Linked DNA regions of Homo sapiens: region 1 is linked to region 2. A link is a loop called in an ENCODE intact Hi-C map of the cell type or tissue named here. Cell type or tissue: heart left ventricle. All regions are shown on one strand. Each heading gives the region's core, and the rest is flanking DNA. Links, peaks and the distances in the headings are about the cores only. Region 1 overlaps RAD17 (RAD17 checkpoint clamp loader component). Region 2 overlaps SLC30A5 (solute carrier family 30 member 5).

What was found. A loop is a pair of places that touch in the nucleus more often than their neighbours do. Peaks named below come from ENCODE experiments on the same cell type or tissue, not always from the same donor. Only the 100,000 strongest peaks of a DNase experiment are listed, where the experiment ranks them.
Region 1: it touches region 2 in a loop (2.5-fold over the local background); 5 of 110 quality-filtered maps call a loop at or near these places.

The regions. Positions count from the first base shown.
Region 1 is chr5:69,380,752-69,390,548 of GRCh38, forward strand. RAD17 (RAD17 checkpoint clamp loader component) reads left to right here. Exons shown (of 19, transcript NM_133338.3): 7 at 1,150-1,306; 8 at 4,046-4,182; 9 at 5,292-5,344; 10 at 5,429-5,554; 11 at 5,645-5,714; 12 at 8,283-8,394. Among named protein-coding and RNA genes, the nearest start is that of RAD17, 16 kb to the left of the region's middle. In heart left ventricle, for the core only: no CTCF peak of the experiment used is centred there; no DNase peak of the experiment used is centred there.
Region 2 is chr5:69,110,866-69,120,662 of GRCh38, forward strand. It overlaps SLC30A5 (solute carrier family 30 member 5), which reads left to right. Exons shown (of 16, transcript NM_022902.5): 6 at 2,275-2,362; 7 at 3,555-3,631; 8 at 4,372-4,542; 9 at 5,061-5,349; 10 at 5,529-5,737; 11 at 6,374-6,531; 12 at 7,634-7,763. Among named protein-coding and RNA genes, the nearest start is that of SLC30A5, 22 kb to the left of the region's middle. In heart left ventricle, for the core only: no CTCF peak of the experiment used is centred there; no DNase peak of the experiment used is centred there.

The DNA.
Region 1 (9,797 bases), core at 566-8,565, 270 kb after region 2:
AATATGTTTCTTTTTTTTCCTTTTTTTTTTTTCTGAGACAGGATCTTACTCTAATGTGCAGGATGGAGTGCAGCGGCAATCTTGGCTCATTGCAGCCTCCACCTCCCAGGCTCAAGTGATTCTTCCACCTCAGCCTCCTGACCAGCTGGGACTATAGGCGCACACCACCATGCCCAGCTAATTTTTTGTATTTTTTTTGTAGAGACAGGGTTTTGCCATGTTGACTAGGCTGGTCTCAGACTCCTGGGCTCAAGGAATCCGTCTGCCTCAGCCTCCCAAAATGCTGGGATTACAGGTGTGAGCCGCCGTGCTCTTCCCAAATATGTGTCTTAATATGCATTTCTTAAAGAATCTAATAACCAAACTGAGGTCTTTCCATAAGAATATTGTATTTGTATAACAGTAACTTATATCATCCAATGAGATGTCTATATTAAGAATAAATTTTGCTGGGAGCGGTGGCTCACATCTGTAATCCCAGCACTTTGGGAGACCATGGCGGGCAAATCACGAGGTCAGGAGATTGAGACCATCCTGGCTAACACGGTGAAACCCTGTCTCTACTAAAAATACAAAAAAATTAGCCGGGCGTGGTGGCGGGCGCCTGTAGTCCCAGCTACTCGGGTGGCTGAGGCAGGAGAATGGCGTGAACCCGGGAGGCGGAGCTTGCAGTGAGCCGAGATTATGCCACTGCACTCCAGCCTGGGTGAAAGAGCAAGACTCGTCTCAAAAAAAAAAAAAGAATAAATTTTATGAGTTCAGGTAACCTCTAAAAATCTTTGTTTCAGACATCACCTCCCTAATTTAGCCAAAGTTTAGTATTTGGCTACTAAATAGTCCTTGAGAGGGACATAATGCAAAAATTGAGAAATTATCAGAAGCGGAATTGAGAGTTGAAGAATTAAGATTCTCTTATTTCCATATTTGCAGATGTTTTTGTATGGAAAAGGGGGGAAAAAGGCAATTTTTAAAAAAGAAAAAAATAAAGCTGGTTTATTCCAGCAAGCATTATTATGAAATTTAATGTGCTTATATGAGACATTCAGCAAATATTTATAGAAGTAAATATATTTAGAATGAAAAGTCAGAAATAATATTCTAGCATTCCAGTGATTTTGGTTTTTAATTCATATTTGTATTTGATTTTAGGGTGGATCTATTTTATTAATAACAGGTCCTCCTGGATGTGGAAAGACAACGACCTTAAAAATACTATCAAAGGAGCATGGTATTCAAGTACAAGAGTGGATTAATCCAGTTTTACCAGACTTCCAAAAAGATGATTTCAAGGGGATGTTTAATACTGGTAAGATTTGCTGTGAAGGTAGTAGAAGTAGTGGGGCAAACCTGTGCTTAAGGGAGCTTTCAGATAAAGTTCTATGAGTGCATTTTTTCCCATACTTCTTGCTTTCAGAGGGATGGAATTTCACAGGCCAGGTGCGATGGCTGTCACATGGGAGGCTGAGGCAGGAGGATTGCTTCAGGCCAGGAGTTAAAGACCAGGCTGGGCAACATACAAAGAACCTGTCTACAAAAATAAAAAAATCAGCTAGGTATAGTGTTGTGTACCTGTAGTTCTAACTACTCAAGGGCTGAGGTGTGAGGATCACTTGAGCCCATGAGTTCAAGGTTGCAGTGAGCTATAGTGTTACCATCGTGCTCCAGCCTGGGCAACAGAATGAGACATTGTCTCAAAAAATAAATAAATAAAAGTTATTTCAGGAGAAGGAAAGAAAGCATGTCTCCAATGGAAGACAATGGAATTTTTTGAAGATTAAGTCTTAACTGTTTTGTTAACATATTCTTCTGTTTGCATTATTTATCTGCTTTTTTCTAAGATCTGGCTAGGAGGTTAGACAGTATTAACTAAGATATTTTATTTGTTAAATCAAGCCTTAAGATGTGTTAAAAAGAACTTGCCCCCCAACAAGATAGCTTAGATCAGTAAGTACCTGTTAGAACAATATCAAATGAAAGCAAAAGACAAAGATGTCTTTGGAATTTGGAAGGAGGCCTTAAGATAACGATTTAAAAATTGATAATAGTAACAATTTTATTTATTTTTATTTTTTTTGAGACAGAGTCTCACTCTGTCGCCCAGGCTGGAGTACAACCTCTGCCTCCCAGACTCAAGCTATTCTCATGCCTCAGCCTCCTGAGTAGCTGGGATTAGAGGCATGTGCCACCACACCCAGCTAGTTTTTGTATTTTTAGTAGAGATGGGGTTTTGCCATGTTAGCCAGTCTGGTCTCGAACTCCTGGCCTCAAGTGATCCACCTGCCTCTGCCTCCCAAAGTGCTGGGATTATAGGCGTGAGCTACCATGCGTGGCAATAGTACCAATTTAAAGATGTAATACGTTATAAGTTCATGCATATGCTTATGTACCTTAGCACTATCATTTTTATCTTTCATAGTTTTTCATATTGCAACTCCAGGTGGTGAAACTAGGGATAGCCAAATCTCCTAGGCCATTTTGAAGGGAAAAGGGTTCTGTAGAAGGATAATTTTAATGTGGAGTGTTCCTCAAAATCCCTTCTCTGGACTCTTCTTTAATGTACTCCCTTGTGCTACTAGTATCCCATCCTGCTGGGGCTTTTACTGTTTTCTTTTCTTTATTATTATTATTACTATTATTATTATTTTTTTTTTGAGATGGAGTCTTGCTCTGTCACCCAGGCTGGAGTGCAGTGGTTTGTCTCACTGCAAGCTCCGCCTCCTGGGTTCAAGCAATTCTCCTGACTCAGCCTCCCAAGTAGCTGGGATTACAGGCGTCCACCACCATGCCCGGCTTATTTTTGTATTTTTTAGTAGAGATGGGGTTTCACCACGTTGGTCAGGTTGTTTTCGAACCCCTGACCTCAGGTGATCCAACCACCTCGGCCTCCAAAAGTGCTGGGATTACAGGCGTGAGCCACCACGCCCGGCCCATTATTATTATCATTTTTTTAAGAGAGAAAGTCTCACTATATTGTCTAGAATGAACTTCTTAAGCATTTAAGGGATTCTCACGACCCAACCTCTGGGGTAGCTGGGACTACAGACGTGTGTTCCTGCATCTGGCTTTTACTGCTTTCTAAATAGTAGCATTACTTTTGACAGTCTGATAAGCTTTAACTTAAACAGTCTTCAATATGAAACATGCCTTCAGAGAGCTTCCCTCATTCTCAAGTTCACTAATCAGTTATTCTGTTTTTGTTGTTAAACCTTTATCACTCCAGCCTGACCAACATGGAGAAACCCCGTCTCTACTAAAAATTCAATAATTAGCCAGGCGTGGTGGTGTGTTCCTGTAATCCCAGCTACTCAGGAGGCTGAGGCAGGAGAATTGCTTGAACCTGGGAGGTGGAGGTTGCAGTGAGCCAAGATTGCGCCACTGCACTCCAGCCTGGGCGACAGAGCAAGATTCCGTCTCAAAACAAACAAACCAAACCCTTATCACTGAAGGTAATTCATTTATAGGCTTGAACTCATTTAGAGATTCTTCATTGGGTAGGCCACAGTCATAGATATTTTTACCAATTATATGAATGTTATACCGACAGCTGTGTTCTTAGGTCAGTTAACTCCATATTACACAGGGTCTCACTCTGTCACCCAGGCTGGAGTGCAGTGACACAATCTTGGCTCACTGCAACCTCCACCTCCTGGGCTCAAGCTATTACCCCCACCCTCTGCCTCAGCCCTGCAAGTAGCCAGAACTACAGGCACAAGCCTCCACACCTGGCTAATTTGTGTATTTTTTTGTAGAGACCGGGTTTCACCATGTTGCCCAGGTTGCTCTTGAATTCCTGAGGTCAAGCGATCCACCTGCCTCGGCCTCCCAAAGTGCTGGGATTACAGGCGTGAGCCACTGTGCCTGGCTACATGTTGACTCTTGTCCTTTGAAAGGAATATCCTATTTTAAATTTAAATGATTTTTCCTAATTGGGAAATAGTCTACAGTATTGTGAGATGCATCAAGTATGTGTGTGTGTACATACAGATGTATAATATTAATGTATATCATTTGTTGAAAATAAAAGTGGTTATGTGTTTCCTTTCAGAATCAAGCTTCCATATGTTTCCCTATCAGTCTCAGATAGCAGTTTTCAAAGAGTTTCTACTAAGAGCGACAAAGTATAACAAGTTACAAATGCTTGGAGATGATCTGAGAACTGATAAGAAGATAATTCTGGTTGAAGTAAGGACAACTTTTAAAATCTTTTTTTTTTTTTTTTTGAAATGGAGTCTTGCTGTGTCACTGTCACCCAGGCTGGAGTGCAGTGGCGCGATCTCAGCTCATTGCAAGCTCTGCCTCCCAGGTTCACGCCATTCTCCTGCCTCAGCCTCCGGAGTAGCTGGGACTACAGGCGCCCGCCACCACGCCCGGCTAATTTTTTGTATTTTTTAGTAGAGACGGGGTTTCACTGTGTTAGCCAGGATGGTCTCGATCTCCTGACCTCATGATATGCCCACCGTGGCCTCCCAAAGTGCTGGGATTACAGGCGTGAGCCACCATGCCTGGCCTAAAATCTTTTTTTTTTTTTTTTTTTTGAGACAGAGTCTCTCTTTAACCCCTAGGCTGGAGTGCAGTGGTGCAGTCTTGGCTCACTGCCACCTCCGCCTCCTGGGTTGAAACAATTCTCATGCCTCAGCCTCCCCCGAGTAGTGGGGATTACAGGAACCTGCCACCATGCCGGCCTAATTTTTGTATATTTAGTAGAGATGGAGTTTTGCCACGTTGGCCAGGCTGGTCTCAAACTCCTGACCTCAAGGTAATCCTCCCGCCTTGGCCTCCCGAGTGCTGGGATTACACATGTGAGCCACCACACCCAGCCAACTTTTAAAATTTTGCTGTAGCTATTGACTAAACAATTGTGAGATATATCTTACATGATAATGTTAACTTGTCTCTATAGTAGTGATATTGGTAAAATACAACACAAAGGCTTTGTAATAGTAGAAACCTAAAGTCTCTTCTAGTAAACTTGAATGGAATAGCTGTAGGATAAGGAATGTTATAAATTTTAATGGTTTAAGTATAGAAAAACAAAAGAAAAGTTTGGAAAATTACTTCCTAGTGAAAATACTGTAACTGGAAAGCAACCCAAAGAAATTTGATCTAAAAATTGGGATCCCCATTGATGTATATTACTGTTTCGGATATCATCTATTTCATGTTTCCTGTGAAAGTTCTGTTTAAAATACATTGAATAAATATATTTTTGCCTACCTCAATAAATATAAATTTGAAAAATAAATTTGCAATGGAATAAAACTATACTATTATTTATTTTTTATTTTCAATAGGATTTACCTAACCAGTTTTATCGGGATTCTCATACTTTACATGAAGTTCTAAGGTAGGTTTCAGTGAAGTATTCTAAAACTCCAAATTAAATGAGAAGTGGCTTAAATTTCAACATTGCTGTATTTTGTTATTTTAGGAAGTATGTGAGGATTGGTCGATGTCCTCTTATATTTATAATCTCGGACAGTCTCAGTGGAGATAATAATCAAAGGTTATTGTTTCCCAAAGAAATTCAGGAAGAGTGTTCTATCTCAAATATTAGGTAAGAAAGAAATTTCTGCTTATAAAGGTCACATACATATTATATTTTTAAATTAATCATTTAACTGCTATCTTTCTTTATAAAACTTAGTTTCAACCCTGTGGCACCAACAATTATGATGAAATTTCTTAATCGAATAGTGACTATAGAAGCTAACAAGGTAAGTCTCTGATTAATTAAACCTTACTCGATAACTATAGAAAGCCTAGCTTAAATAGTATTATGTAAACTGAAGGAGTGTTATTTTAATTTTTTAGAATTAAAACATTTTATTATACTCATAAGGCATGTCATTTTAGCAAATGTAGGAAATACTGATTTTAAAAATCTTTAACATTTTTCTACTATTAAACTTTCACTTTCACATTGAGGTAAATTTTTCCTTTGCTTGGTTTACTGTTCTAAATTGTGTCTGTCATCAAGAAAATGTTTTCTGGCATGTAGGTATGGTAGTTATCAACAATTCAACTCTTCCTATTGTCCTGTTGTCACTTTTTTATTTTCACATTTTTTTTAATTATGGTGAAAAACATGTATCATAAAATTTATCATCTTAACCATTTTCAAAGATACACTTCAGTATTGTAAAGTCTATTTACATTCATATACAGCTGTTGTCACTTTTTTTTTTTTTTTGGAGACAGGGTCTCACTCTGTTGCTCAGGCTGGACTGCAGTGGCATAATCATGGCTCACTGCAGCCTCGACCTCTTGGGCTCAAGTGTTCCTCCCACCTCAGCCTCCCAAGCAGCTGGGACTACAGGCTGGTACCACCACGCCTGGCTAATTTTTTAATTTTTTTTAGAGACAGGGTCTCTCTGTGTTGCCCAGGCTGGTCTCGAATTCCTGGCTCAAGTGATCCTCCCTCCTCGGCCTCTGAAAGTGCTGAGATTTCAGGCATGAGCCTCTGTGCCCGGCTTCTTTTCACTTTTAGTACGTCATTTTTTCTGTATTTCAAATCAAGATGATGTTAAAAAAAAATTGATGGACCTTCTGCTCCCAGCGTCATGGTTTTAGGGAATCCTATTGGTATAAATCAACCAAATCTTGCATGAAACATAATTTTTGTTGCACTGCTAGGACCACAGGAACTGAGGGAAATATCCAAGGGAGAGGTTGTTTTGAGGATTAAATACGTTAGTGTAGAGCACCTAACTGAATAAATAACAGATATTAATAGTGAAAAATGAGAAACAAACTGAGTCCAATAATACAGGAAGCAATTACTGTGATGAATTATTATGCTATTAGTGTTTTGAAAATATTTAATGGGTCAGGTGCGGTGGCTCACGCCTGTAATCTTAACACTTTGGGAGGCCGAGGTGGGTGTATCACCTGAGGTCAGGAGTTCATGACCAGCCTGGCCAACAGGTGAAACCCCATCTCTAATAAAAATACAAAAATTAGCCGGATGTGGTGGCGGGTACCTATAATCCCAGCTACTCAGGAAGCTGAGGCAGGAGAATAGCTTGAACCCAGGGGGTGGAGGTTGCAGTGAGCCGAGATTGCGCTACTTCACTCCAGCCTGGGCAGCAAGAGCAAAACTCTGTATCCCAAAAAAAAGAAAAAAAATTACCTGGGCATGGTGGTGTGCTCCTGTATTCCCAGCTACTCAGAAGCCTGAGACAGGATGATCGCTGGAGCCTAGGAGTTTGAGGCTGCAGTGATCTAGATGAAATGACTGTAGTCTGTCATGGACAGAGCTAAACCCTGTCTCTAAAAAAACATCTACATTCTCTACTATAAGCATGAGAACTGCAAATTGAGCCATGGTGCATGCCTGTAGTCCCAGCTACAAAGGCTGACAGTGGTGGGAGGATTTGTTGAGCCTGGGAGCTCAAGACCAGCCCAGGTGTGATATAGTAAGACCTTGTGTCAAAACAAAAATTTTTTTTTTAGTGAATTGATTAGTTCAAGTGGCTCTGGTTTAAAAAAGAAGAAGAAGAAATAATTGGTGTAATTATGGCTTTTTCATCCTCACCAGACTGTATAATGTATAACCCCAGTAAAGGAATTTTCATGTAAATTTCATAAATTAGTTAGATTATTTTGTGTATATTTAATTTTATCACAGTCTGTTGCATTTTGAGGGTTTTTTTGTGTGTACACATATATGTTGTTATATATCTGTGTGTATGTAGTGAGAAAGAGTAAAAACTTCAAAATACAACCTGGTCAAAGTGAAAAAGTAAAATAATACAGTATTTAATATTTCCTGAAAGTATACCTTAAACTGTAATAAGTCATTGAAGCTTGTATCATTCATAGACCAGTGTTTAGCATGAAGGCTTTTTAGTTTTTTATTACTATTTTAAGATAATTTTTTTTTTCTGGCTCTATTGCCCAGGCTGGAGTGCAGTGGCAAGATCATAGCTCACTGCAGCCTTCATCTCCAGGTCTCAAGTGATCCTCCCATTTCAGCCTCCCAAGTAGCAGGGACTACAGGCGCATGCCACCATGCCCAGCTAATTGTTTTGATTTTTTGTAGAGATAAGGTCTTACTACCTTGCCTAGGCTGGTCTCAGACTCCTGAGCTCAAGTGATCCTCCTGCCTCAGTCTCCCAAATTGCTGAGATTATAGGAATGTGCCACCGTGCCCAGCCCTTTTTAGTATTTAAGTTTAAAAGAATCTAATTTACGTTAATTAAGTTTAGAAAATAGGTTGGGGTTTTTTGTTGTTGTTATTTTTAAGAAAATACTTTTTTTTAAATTTAATTTTCTTATTTTAGAATGGAGGAAAAATTACTGTCCCTGACAAAACTTCTCTAGAGTTGCTCTGTCAGGGATGTTCTGGTGATATCAGAAGTGCAATAAACAGCCTCCAGTTTTCTTCTTCAAAAGGTAACTATGGAAGATACAGTCATGTGGCATTATATAGGTGACTGACTTTCTCTTAATTCATTCAATGAAATCAAACATTTTAACTTACATTTGGTCTATACCTATTTATCCTTCTTTATTACTGAGACAGTGGCTTAAAATTAAATATATACACATGCATACATACCCTTCTATGAATATGTCGTAGTATATATCCTTGTTTCTGTTTGAGATAGTTTACCTTTCAAAGTTAACTTAGAACCAGATTTCCTGGATAAAAATTCTGCCTCTGCCACTTACCAGTTATATAGGCCTATGCAGGTGACTCTTATCTTTCTGTGCCTCTGTTTTCTCACCTTTTATGTGAGCACTTACCTCTTAGGGTTCTATGAAGAATATGTGAGGTGACACTATTATAGAGTGCTTCTTACAGTACTTGATTCATATTAAGTGTTCATAAATGGCCAGCCATTAATCAGTTTAATAATACTGTGCCGAGGTAGGTTTACTTTTGGAATTATTATTATTTATTTTGAGACGGAGTCTCGCTCTGCCGCCCGGGCTGGAGTGCAGTGGCATGATCTTGGCTCACTGCAAGCTCCGCCTCCCAGGTTCACAGCATTCTCCTGCCTCAGCCTTCTGAGTAGCTGGGACTACAGGCAGCTGCCACCACGCCCAGCTAATTGTATTTTTAATAGAGATGGGGTTTCACTGTCTTAGCCAGGATGGTTGCGATCTCCTGACCTCGTGATCCGCCCGCCTCGGCCTCCCAAAGTGCTGGGATTATAGGTGTGAGCCACCTCATCTGGCCTGAAATTATTTTTATAATAATTTATGAGATATGTTTAATAAATTTATTTCCTGTTAATGTTAAAAAGTATAAATTTATGAGATATGTTTAATAAATTTCCTGTTAATATGTAGAAAGATGTAGTAAAAAGATAGTTTCACTAATGGCAGTGAGTTACATTTTTACTGTAATGGTCATCGTTTACTGCATAGTCCTCCTTCAGAAGGCATTTAGCAGACTACTTAATGCTTAACGTTGATAATTGACATCAAAGAGTGGGCCAGGAACTGTGTTAGCAATTATGTTTTTTTCATTTAATTCTCATATCAACCTGATGAGATAGACAGTATTTTGATTCAAATCCAGATCCTGTGCTCTTTCTGCTGTTCAAGGTAGCTTTTAAGCCATGCACTCTTGAGTTCTAAATATTAGACTTAAAAATGAAACTTGGGTCAGGCATGGTGACTCATGCCTGAAGCCAAGGTGGGTGGATCACTTGAGCCTAGGAGTTTGAAACCAGCCTGGGCAACATAGCAAGACCTTGTCTCTACAAAAAAATTAAGGAAAAAAAATAAAAACCCAAGAAATGTGATCACATGCATATTCATAAATTGGATACTCTCAACATCAATAG
Region 2 (9,797 bases), core at 1,115-9,114:
AAAAGAAATAAAAATGACTTGAAAACATTTAAAAAAAAAGTTTTCCTCCTTAAGTAACTAGAAGTGAGAGTGTTCTCATTAGTGTGAGAAATGGATCAGGGCATCAGTCCAGGACTTGATGATTGTTTTTTCTTTTTTTTTTTTTTGAGATGGAGTCTCACTGGGTTGCCCAGGCTGGAGTGCAGTGGCACCATCTTGGCTCACTGCAACCTCCACCTCCCAGGTTCAAGCAATTCTCCTGCTTCAGCCTCCCGAGTAGCTGAGATTACAGGCACATGCCACTACACTTGGCTAATTTTTGTATTTTTAGTAGAGACAAGGTTTCACTATGTTGGCCAGGCTGGTGTTGAACTCCTGACCTTGTGATCTGTCCGCCTTGGCCTCCCAAAGTGCTGAGATTACAGGTGTGAACCACCACGCCCGGACTTTTTTTTTCTTTTTCTTTTTTTTTTTTTTTGAGACAGAGTTTCACTCTGTCACCCAGGCTGGTGTGCAGTGGCACAATCTCAGCTCACTGCAACCTCTGCTGCCCAGGTTCAAGCAATTCTCCTGCCTCAGCCTCCTGAGTAGCTGGAATTACAGGCACCTGCCACTGCGCCTGGCCTAATTTTTGTACTTTTAGTAGAGACAGGGTTTCACCATATTGGTCAGGCTGGTCTTGAACTCCTGACCTCATGATCCACCCGCCTCGGCCTCCCAAAGTGCTGGGATTACAGGCGTGAGCCACCACGCCTGGCCTTTTTTTCTTAATTATGAGACTGAAGCATTACAAAATTCTCAGTTGCCTTCTTTGTTAACAAAAAGATTAAGTTATGTTCTCTGTATTTGATTGTTGTTGATGTTGCCATATCCTAACTCAGTGAAAACTTAAGAAATTTAAAAGTACATGGTTTTTCTCATGTGTAGTGTACTGAATTTTGTTGTAATACCACACTAACAGAATTTATCCATTATAGTGGTAATCATAGAATGAAGAGTATCCTCACTTTGCATTGTAAACTTTAATAGAAGTATTGTATTATACTTCCATTATAGGTATATATAATACACTTAATGTATCTATATATAATAGGTATTCTACAAGTATATGTATCATACAAGACATGTTATACCTGTAAATTTGTAAATATAGAATGTATAGTAATGCTGTTTAGCCAGGCACAGTGGCTCATGCCTGTAATCCTAGGACTTTGGGAGACCGAGGCGGGTGGATCACGAGGTCAAGAGATCAAGACCACCCTGACCAACATGGTGAAACCCGTCTGTACTAAAAATGCAAAAATTAGCCAAGCATGGTGATGTGCACCTGTAATCCCAGCTACTCAGGAGGCTGAGGCAGGAGAATCACTTGAACCCGGGAGATGGAGGTTGCAGTGAGCCGAGATCGTGCCATTGCACTCCAGCCTGGGCAACAGAGACTCTCCTCAAAAAAAAAAAAGGAATGTATAGTAATGCTATTTAGATTGCTCTTGAAGCTACCATTCTGAAATATTTACATAAACCGAGCTAATATGTCCTTTCTATAATTTTCTTTTATGAAAACCTTTTTCCTCAGCCTGAACAACATGGCTAGACCTGGTCTCTACAAATAAAAAATTAACCAGGCATGGTGGCACATGCCTGTGGTCCCAGCTATTTGGTAGGCTGAGGCAAGAGGATCACTTGAGCCCAGGAATTGGAGGCTGCAGTGAGCTGTGTTCACGCCACTGTACTCCAGCCTGGGCGACAGCGAGATCTGTCTGAAAAAAAAAAAAAAATTTTCCCTGGAATGAGAACATAAATTTTATCAGCTTTTTAAGTACTTTGTACTTTACTAGATCTTAGAAATGACTTTGCTGGTTTTACCGTGCCCTCTGGATTATTTTTCTCTAGAGGAGTAGTATCTAGAATATTCTCTATTCCTTGCATATTGTAGAGTAAAATAAGTTCCTACTAGTTATTCTTTAGCTACGTGGGCTTTTCAACCAGAAGTAAAGTAGCATTTAGGAAGGCTGATTCTGTAAACAGTACCAATTTGTACATAGTAATATGCCCAGCCATGTTAGCAAAGAGATAATCAATGTTATCATTAGTTTATATCTCTTTGATATCTTACTGCCAATACTGTAAGCTTATAATATGTAAGAGCTTTAATGTCAGATTTTTTTCTGTTTTTTAATGCATTTTTGTAAATGCTTACTTGAGAAAATGTTTTTCTTTAGTATTTATGTAGTTACGGTCTTAAAAATCAACCCTTGAAAAAGTCATCCTTGATGTTGTTTTCTTTATTTTCAGACAAGGGGAGCTGCTTTTTTCATTATTGCTGTGATCTGTTTATTGCTTTTTGACAATGATGATCTCATGGCTAAAATGGCTGAACACCGTATCCTTTTGGAATAGATCAGAGTTGTTTCAAGTCTTGAGGAAAACTAGAAGCCTGGAACAATGGAAAAAGAAAGGATAAGTGAATTAAACTGATCAATGATGAATGAAACTTTCATAGATTAATGTAGATATTCTAAATCAGTATTCAAATAATGAACAAACTCATTATAAGTTAAATATTTTATAGCATCTCTGTATCACCTACAGTACCCTAAATTTTCAGAAATGTAGGGACATTGAAAGAATATTTTGGAATGTCCTGGTGCTGGAAAAAAAAAAGGTGATTTGCCACTCAACATGTTTGCTCCCTTATAATTTAACAATTAAAAGGCTGATAAATGAAAAACCTTTAGTATCTTCTTGCCTGAAAGAAAAAGTTCAAATTCCCTTACCTAGTATTCATTGTCTTGCTCTAAATTATTATCTCTAGCTCAGCCCCAACTCTTCTCTTACAGAAACCCAACTTTCTAGTCAAATATATCTACTCATTTTACTCTACAAACATGCCTTTTTTTCTATTTTCTATTCATACATCCTTACCCACTCCATCCAGCAGAACTCCAAGCACCAGTTTTTATTCTTCTATTACTGATACTCACTGCCCTAAAACTTATTAGTAAACTAATAATAATTTTCTTTGTTACAGTGAGGGAGAAGAGTGTGACTTTGGAAAAGCTCCAGGTTGCTTGTGATACAACCTCTATTCCCCACCCTCTTTTGCTTGCCACTTAATTTGCTAAGACTTATGTGGTCAGTGACTTAGAAGACAGATTTAGGACTCATTTTACATGTCAGTCTTAAAGGGCAACCTTAATTCCACTGGACAGGAGTGGTCCAGGGAGATTCCTTGCTCTTGTACCTTTGTCGTTCTTAAAGTATGTATGCAATGTGTCTTTTAGAGGTTAACTACTAAAATCTGGCAAGTTTATCTTAAGCACTATTATAATTGTTTTGGAGACAACAAAAGAAATACAGGCATTCCAGTTTATAAATGAGGTCCTGGAATTAAATGTTAGATTGTTTTATTTTGTTTTGTTTTTAAGTGAAACATGTTATTGAAAGTAATTAAGTTTGAGGCCTCCAGATCAGTCTATATGCAATCCAAAATAATGTAACTAAAATTTCAGGAGAACTTCAGGTGTCAAAGAGTGACTTTTTGGAATTTTTTTCCTTTACTTCAACTCACTTAGCTGAAGGACATCATGACAGTGCTCTAACTCATATGCTTTACACAGCCATTGCCTTCTTAGGTGTGGCAGATCACAAGGTATGATTTCTTTGTTCCTAACAGGATCAAAAGATTCTGAAAAGTTGTAGCAACTATAACTATAAAGGTACATTTAAAATAAATTATCAGCTGGGCCCAGTGGCTCACGCCTGAAATCCCAGCACTTTGGGGGCCAAGGCAGGTGGATCACCTGAGGTCGGGAGTTCAAGACCAGCCTGACTGACATAGAAAAACCCCATCTCTACTAAAAATACAAAATTAGCCAGGCATGGTGGCACATGCCTGTAATCCCAGCTCCTCTGGAGGCTGAGGCAGGAGAATCACTTGAACCCGGGAGGCCGAGGTTGCAGTGAGCCAAGGTCGCGCTATTGCACTCCAGCCTGGGCAACAAAAGCGAAACTCTGTCTCAAAAAAAATAAAATAAAATAATTATCAGTAAGTTATAACATTGCCGGCCATTTAAGTAGTTACGTAATTGAGTATATGGGAAAAATATACTAGTTCCATTTCCTTAAATATTATGTTAGCATGGTGTGGTGGTGTGTGCCAGTAGTCCCGGCTACTTGGGAGGCTGAGACAGGAGGATCTCTTTGATCACAGGAGTTTGAGGCTGCAGTGAGCTGTGATCATGCCACTATACTTCAGCCTGGGTGGCAGAGCAAGACCCTGTCTCTGGGGAAAAAAAAAAAAAAAAAAAAAAAAAAAAAAGATCATGTATTTAACGACTGACTGTTGAACTGTGTGTGTTTCTAATGAGACTTATCTAATTTTACTCACAGGGTGGAGTATTATTGCTAGTACTGGCTTTGTGTTGTAAAGTTGGTTTTCATACAGCTTCCAGAAAGCTCTCTGTCGACGTTGGTGGAGCTAAACGTCTTCAAGCTTTATCTCATCTTGTTTCTGTGCTTCTCTTGTGCCCATGGGTCATTGTTCTTTCTGTGACAACTGAGGTAAGATAAGAGCAAGAATTTATTGGTATTAAATTGCTAGTAAAATGAATTGCTATTAAATTTTTAGTTCACTGTATTCAATAAATTATATTTTAATTTGAGGTTGAAAGTGGCTTAAATTGTCTTTGCTTTTTCTTTGTAGTTTTTTAAAAAAAATTTGGAGTTAATTTTATTGTTTATAGAAAATACAAATCAAATGCTATTACATTTACATATCCCTCACATTGCTATGGCCCAAAGGAATCATTTGAAGAAGGAGCAATTAACCATGTGTTAGGCTTAAAGATTGTGTGTCGCCTAGTGTTCATCGAATGATTACACAATAGTGCTTTTGTTTTTTAAAACTTTGGAGAATACTGAGAAAATGTACCAATATCTTATAGCTTTTATATGTTGGCATATTATGAATCATATTGAATCATGCGATTTTTATTTTTTTAAAAGATTAACAGAAACATCTTGTAAGATGTGAACTTTATACATGTATAGTCTTGACAATTCTTTTTTTTAATTTCTAGAGTAAAGTGGAGTCTTGGTTTTCTCTCATTATGCCTTTTGCAACGGTTATCTTTTTTGTCATGATCCTGGATTTCTACGTGGATTCCATTTGTTCAGTCAAAATGGAAGTTTCCAAATGTGCTCGTTATGGATCCTTTCCCATTTTTATTAGTGCTCTCCTTTTTGGAAATTTTTGGACACATCCAATAACAGACCAGCTTCGGGCTATGAACAAAGCAGCACACCAGGAGAGCACTGAACACGTCCTGTCTGGAGGAGTGGTAGTGAGTGCTATATTCTTCATTTTGTGTAAGCATTCCCCCCTTTTTTTTATTTTAACAAATTTCTATTTATGGATTTTGATGGTCACATCATTTACTTATTTTGGGAAATTCTTCAGTGCTTGCATTTAGTGCCGACAGTTACTGTGTTGGTTTTGGTAGCTTAAACTTCGAAAATTTAAACAATATTGTTTTTTCTCTTTGTAGCTGCCAATATCTTATCATCTCCCTCTAAGAGAGGACAAAAAGGTACCCTTATTGGATATTCTCCTGAAGGAACACCTCTTTATAACTTCATGGGTGATGCTTTTCAGCATAGCTCTCAATCGATCCCTAGGTTTATTAAGGAATCACTAAAACAAATTCTTGAGGAGAGTGACTCTAGGCAGATCTTTTACTTCTTGTGCTTGAATCTGGTAAGATTTTTAAATGTTAATTGACATATCCTAAAAGCATAATATTTTAATTTTGACAGTTCTGGTATAAGTTTAGTACTTCCCAAATTTCTGATAATAAGATGAGCTAAAATTTAAATTTTTTCTAAGTATAATAGCAAGATTACGAGATCATATTCAGATTCCTTAGGCAATCCTTAAGGCATGTGCCACCGTGCCCAGCCACTTAAGCAAACAATTTGTGAGGCATTTTAGAAGCATTGATTTAGTATGTTCCTTCAAATCAGTAAATATAGTAGCATTTAAAGAGTTCTAATAACTTACAGGATCTCACTATTAGCAATCAGTGTTATAAATCACCTATTGCTAACATTTTATAACCTAGTTTATTATTTTTATAGACATATAAACAAAACCATTTTTAAATAGTTTCTAAAATGGATTTATCTTAGTTTTTTACAATTTAATAGTTTGTAAAATGGGTTTATCTTAGTTTTTACAATTTGTGTGAAATAGGGTTTCTAATGTAAGTGGCAGTTAAATAACTAAACAATTATAGCAGATCTTCAAGTAAATTTGGATAATTAAGGGTTAAAATCCTCCTAATTGAAACAGTGCCCAACATACTCCTCCCTTTTTTTTTGGTGACATTTTTAGCTTTTTACCTTTGTGGAATTATTCTATGGCGTGCTGACCAATAGTCTGGGCCTGATCTCGGATGGATTCCACATGCTTTTTGACTGCTCTGCTTTAGTCATGGGACTTTTTGCTGCCCTGATGAGTAGGTGGAAAGCCACTCGGATTTTCTCCTATGGGTAGGTACATTGACTGTCGAGGTGGTATATCTTAAGTGCAAATTCCATCTTAAGGAACAGAATTATATTACTTATATTACTTTTAATACAAATAATTTCCAAATCTTCATTTTTAAAAAATGTGAAGTAAATAAGGGGATGTGAATCGGGCATTTGATAAATACTGAATGGAATTAAGCTCAAAGATTATGCTCCCTTGGCCGAGCACAGTGGCTCACGCCTGTAATCCTAGCACTTTGGGAGGCCAAGGCAGGCGGATCACCTGAGGTCAGGAGTTCGAGACCAGCCTGGCCAACATGGTGAAACCTCGTCTCTACTAAAAATACAAAAATTAGCCGGGTATGGTGGCACGCACCTGTAGCCCCAGCTACTCGGGAGGTTGAGGCAGGAGAATCGCTTGAACCCAGAAGGCAGAGGTTGCAGTGAGCCAAGATCGTGCCACTGCACTCCAGCCTGGGCAACAGAGTGAGACTATGTCTCAAAAAAAAAAAAGACAGGGCCAGGTGCGGTGGCTCACGCCTGTAATCCCAGCACTTTGGGAGGCCGAGGCGGGCGGATCACAGGGTCAGGAGATCGAGACCATCCTGGCTAACACGGTGAAACCCCGTCTCTACTAAAAATACAAAAAAAATTAGCCGGGCGTAGTGGCAGGCACCTGTAGTCCCAGCTACTCGGGAGGCTGAAGCAGGAGAATGGTGTGAACCCAGGAGGCGGAGCTTTCAGTGAGCCAAGATCGTGCCACTGCACTCCAGCCTGGGTGACAGAGCAAGACTCTGTCTCAAAAAAAAAAAAAAAAGAGAGTAAAGAAGGACTTTGATGAATATATAACATTTTAACAAATGTATATATTCGTTAAAATGTTATATATTCATATATAACGTATATATATTCATATATAACGTGTATATATATGTGTATATATATATATGTATATATATATGAAGGACCTTCCAGGCATTAATATGATATTTAAAATATTGCTAATTTTCTATTATTAATTACTTAGTAGTATGAAAATTTGGACTTGTTTCCTCATTTATAAAGTTTATACTTTAAAAATATTTGTCCTTTTCCTTTTCTGAAAAATGTTCTATGTTTTTAGGTACGGCCGAATAGAAATTCTGTCTGGATTTATTAATGGACTTTTTCTAATAGTAATAGCGTTTTTTGTGTTTATGGAGTCAGTGGCTAGATTGATTGATCCTCCAGAATTAGACACTCACATGTTAACAGTAAGTCTTTTTATTTTCCTATTTGGATTTCTAGTCATACTTACATAGTTTTTTCTATCCTAAAGTTTAATTGTTTGCAGTTATTGCTCTAAGAAGGTTTTATTTTTTACTTATATCAACATAACTTCCTATCTTGCTGTTTACATTTATACTGCTCCCTCTTAGAAATTCTCTTTTTTTTTTTTTTTTTTTTTGAGACAGAGTCTCTGTTTTCCAGGCTGGAGTGCAGTGGCATGATCTCAGCTCACTGCAGCCTCCACCTCTCAGGCTCAAGCGATTCTCGTGCCTCAGCCTCCTGAGTAGCTGGGATTACAGGCATGTGCCACCACCCCCTGCTAAATTTTGTATATTTTGTATAGATAGAGTTTCGCCATGTTGGCCAGGCTGGTCTCGAACTACTGACCTCAAGCAATCCTCCCACCTTGGCATCCCAAAGTGCTGGGATTACAGGCATGAGCCACTGTGCCCGGCCAGCTATAGCAACTTTTAATGTTCTCCCTGTACCACCAAAGCTTTACATGTGCTGTTTCTTGTAGTTGGCATGTCCTTTCCTTACTTCTGCCCTTCAGCCTCCATCAAGATTTTGCTTATGTGAAATACTTTTTTTCTTTTCTTTTTTTCTTTTTTTTCAAGCAATTCTCCTGTCTCAGCTTCCCGAGTAGCTGGGACTACAGGCGCCTGCCACCACGCCTGCCTAATTTTTGGAAATACTTTCTTTTAATCCCCCTCTTCTCTCCACAAAGTTTGTTAGATTCCTTTTCTCAGTATTCTCATTATGTTTTGTGCATTCTTCTTTTAGCAACATTGAGTTGCAGTTGTTTAATTTGTCATTCTTCCACAATTAAGATATGTAAGTATCTTCAGGACCTGAATTACATATTATTAACTCTTAAGTTCAGTTCTAGCACCTGGCTTGTCGTAGGAAATCAGTTGTTAAATGACAAAAAGCAGCTCTGGCTCTTGCTGGTGGAAGCATACATGAGTAAAATGTTTCTATAATACAGTTTGGAAAAATAGACTTTTTTGGATTTTTTAGTGCCTGTATCCTTTGATATTGACTATTTATCATACATAAACATTCACACAAACATATAGAAGTACATGACTCTGGCCGGGTGCAGTGGCTCACGCCTGTAATCCCAGCACTTTGGGAGGCCGAGGTGGTTGGATCACCTGAGGTCAGGAGTTTGAGACCAGTCTGGTCAACATAGTGAAACCCCATCTCTACTAAAAATACAAAAATTAGCCGGGCATGATGGCGCACACCTGTAATCCCAGCTAGTTGGGAGGCTGAGGCAGGAGAATCACTTCAACCACGAGGCAGAGGCTTCAGTGAGCCCAGGTTGCACCAACTGTACTCCAGCCTGGGTGATAGAGAGACTCTGCCTCAAAAAAAAAAAAAAAAAAAAGTAGTACATGATTCATTGTACCCTTATTTATAATAGTGAAAAAATGGAAACAATTCACTGTCCACCAGTGAAAAAAGTAATTAAATAAATTTGTTATCTATATAATAGAATATTACAGAGCTATTGAAAAGAATGAGATATATCTGTATATACTGGCCTGAAAATATTTACGAGATGTACTAGTGAAAAACAAATTGCAGGCCATGCATGGTGGCGGGCGCCTGTAATCCCAGCTGCTTGGGTGGCTGAGGTAGGAGAATTGCTTGAACCTGGGAGGCAGAGGTTGCAATAAGCCGAGATCATGCCACTGCACTCCAGCCTGGTTGACAGAGCAAAACTCTGTCTCAAAATGAAAAAAAAAAAATTGTAAAATAGTATTATGATTACATTGTTGGTTTTAAAGGGTGTTATGTGTATGTATGTTAGTACACAGATGGAAAATACACCATTTTAAGCGTGACTAACCCTTGGTGGTAGAATTATAGGGGACTTTCATCTTCTACATTTTTATTTTCCTGATAAAATACACAATGATGAAGTATTTTTCAGTAGGGGAGAAGGAGTACTTATGAGATGATGGAGTCTCTGTAAGCAGTACTTGGTTTCATTCAAAGTCATTAACCAT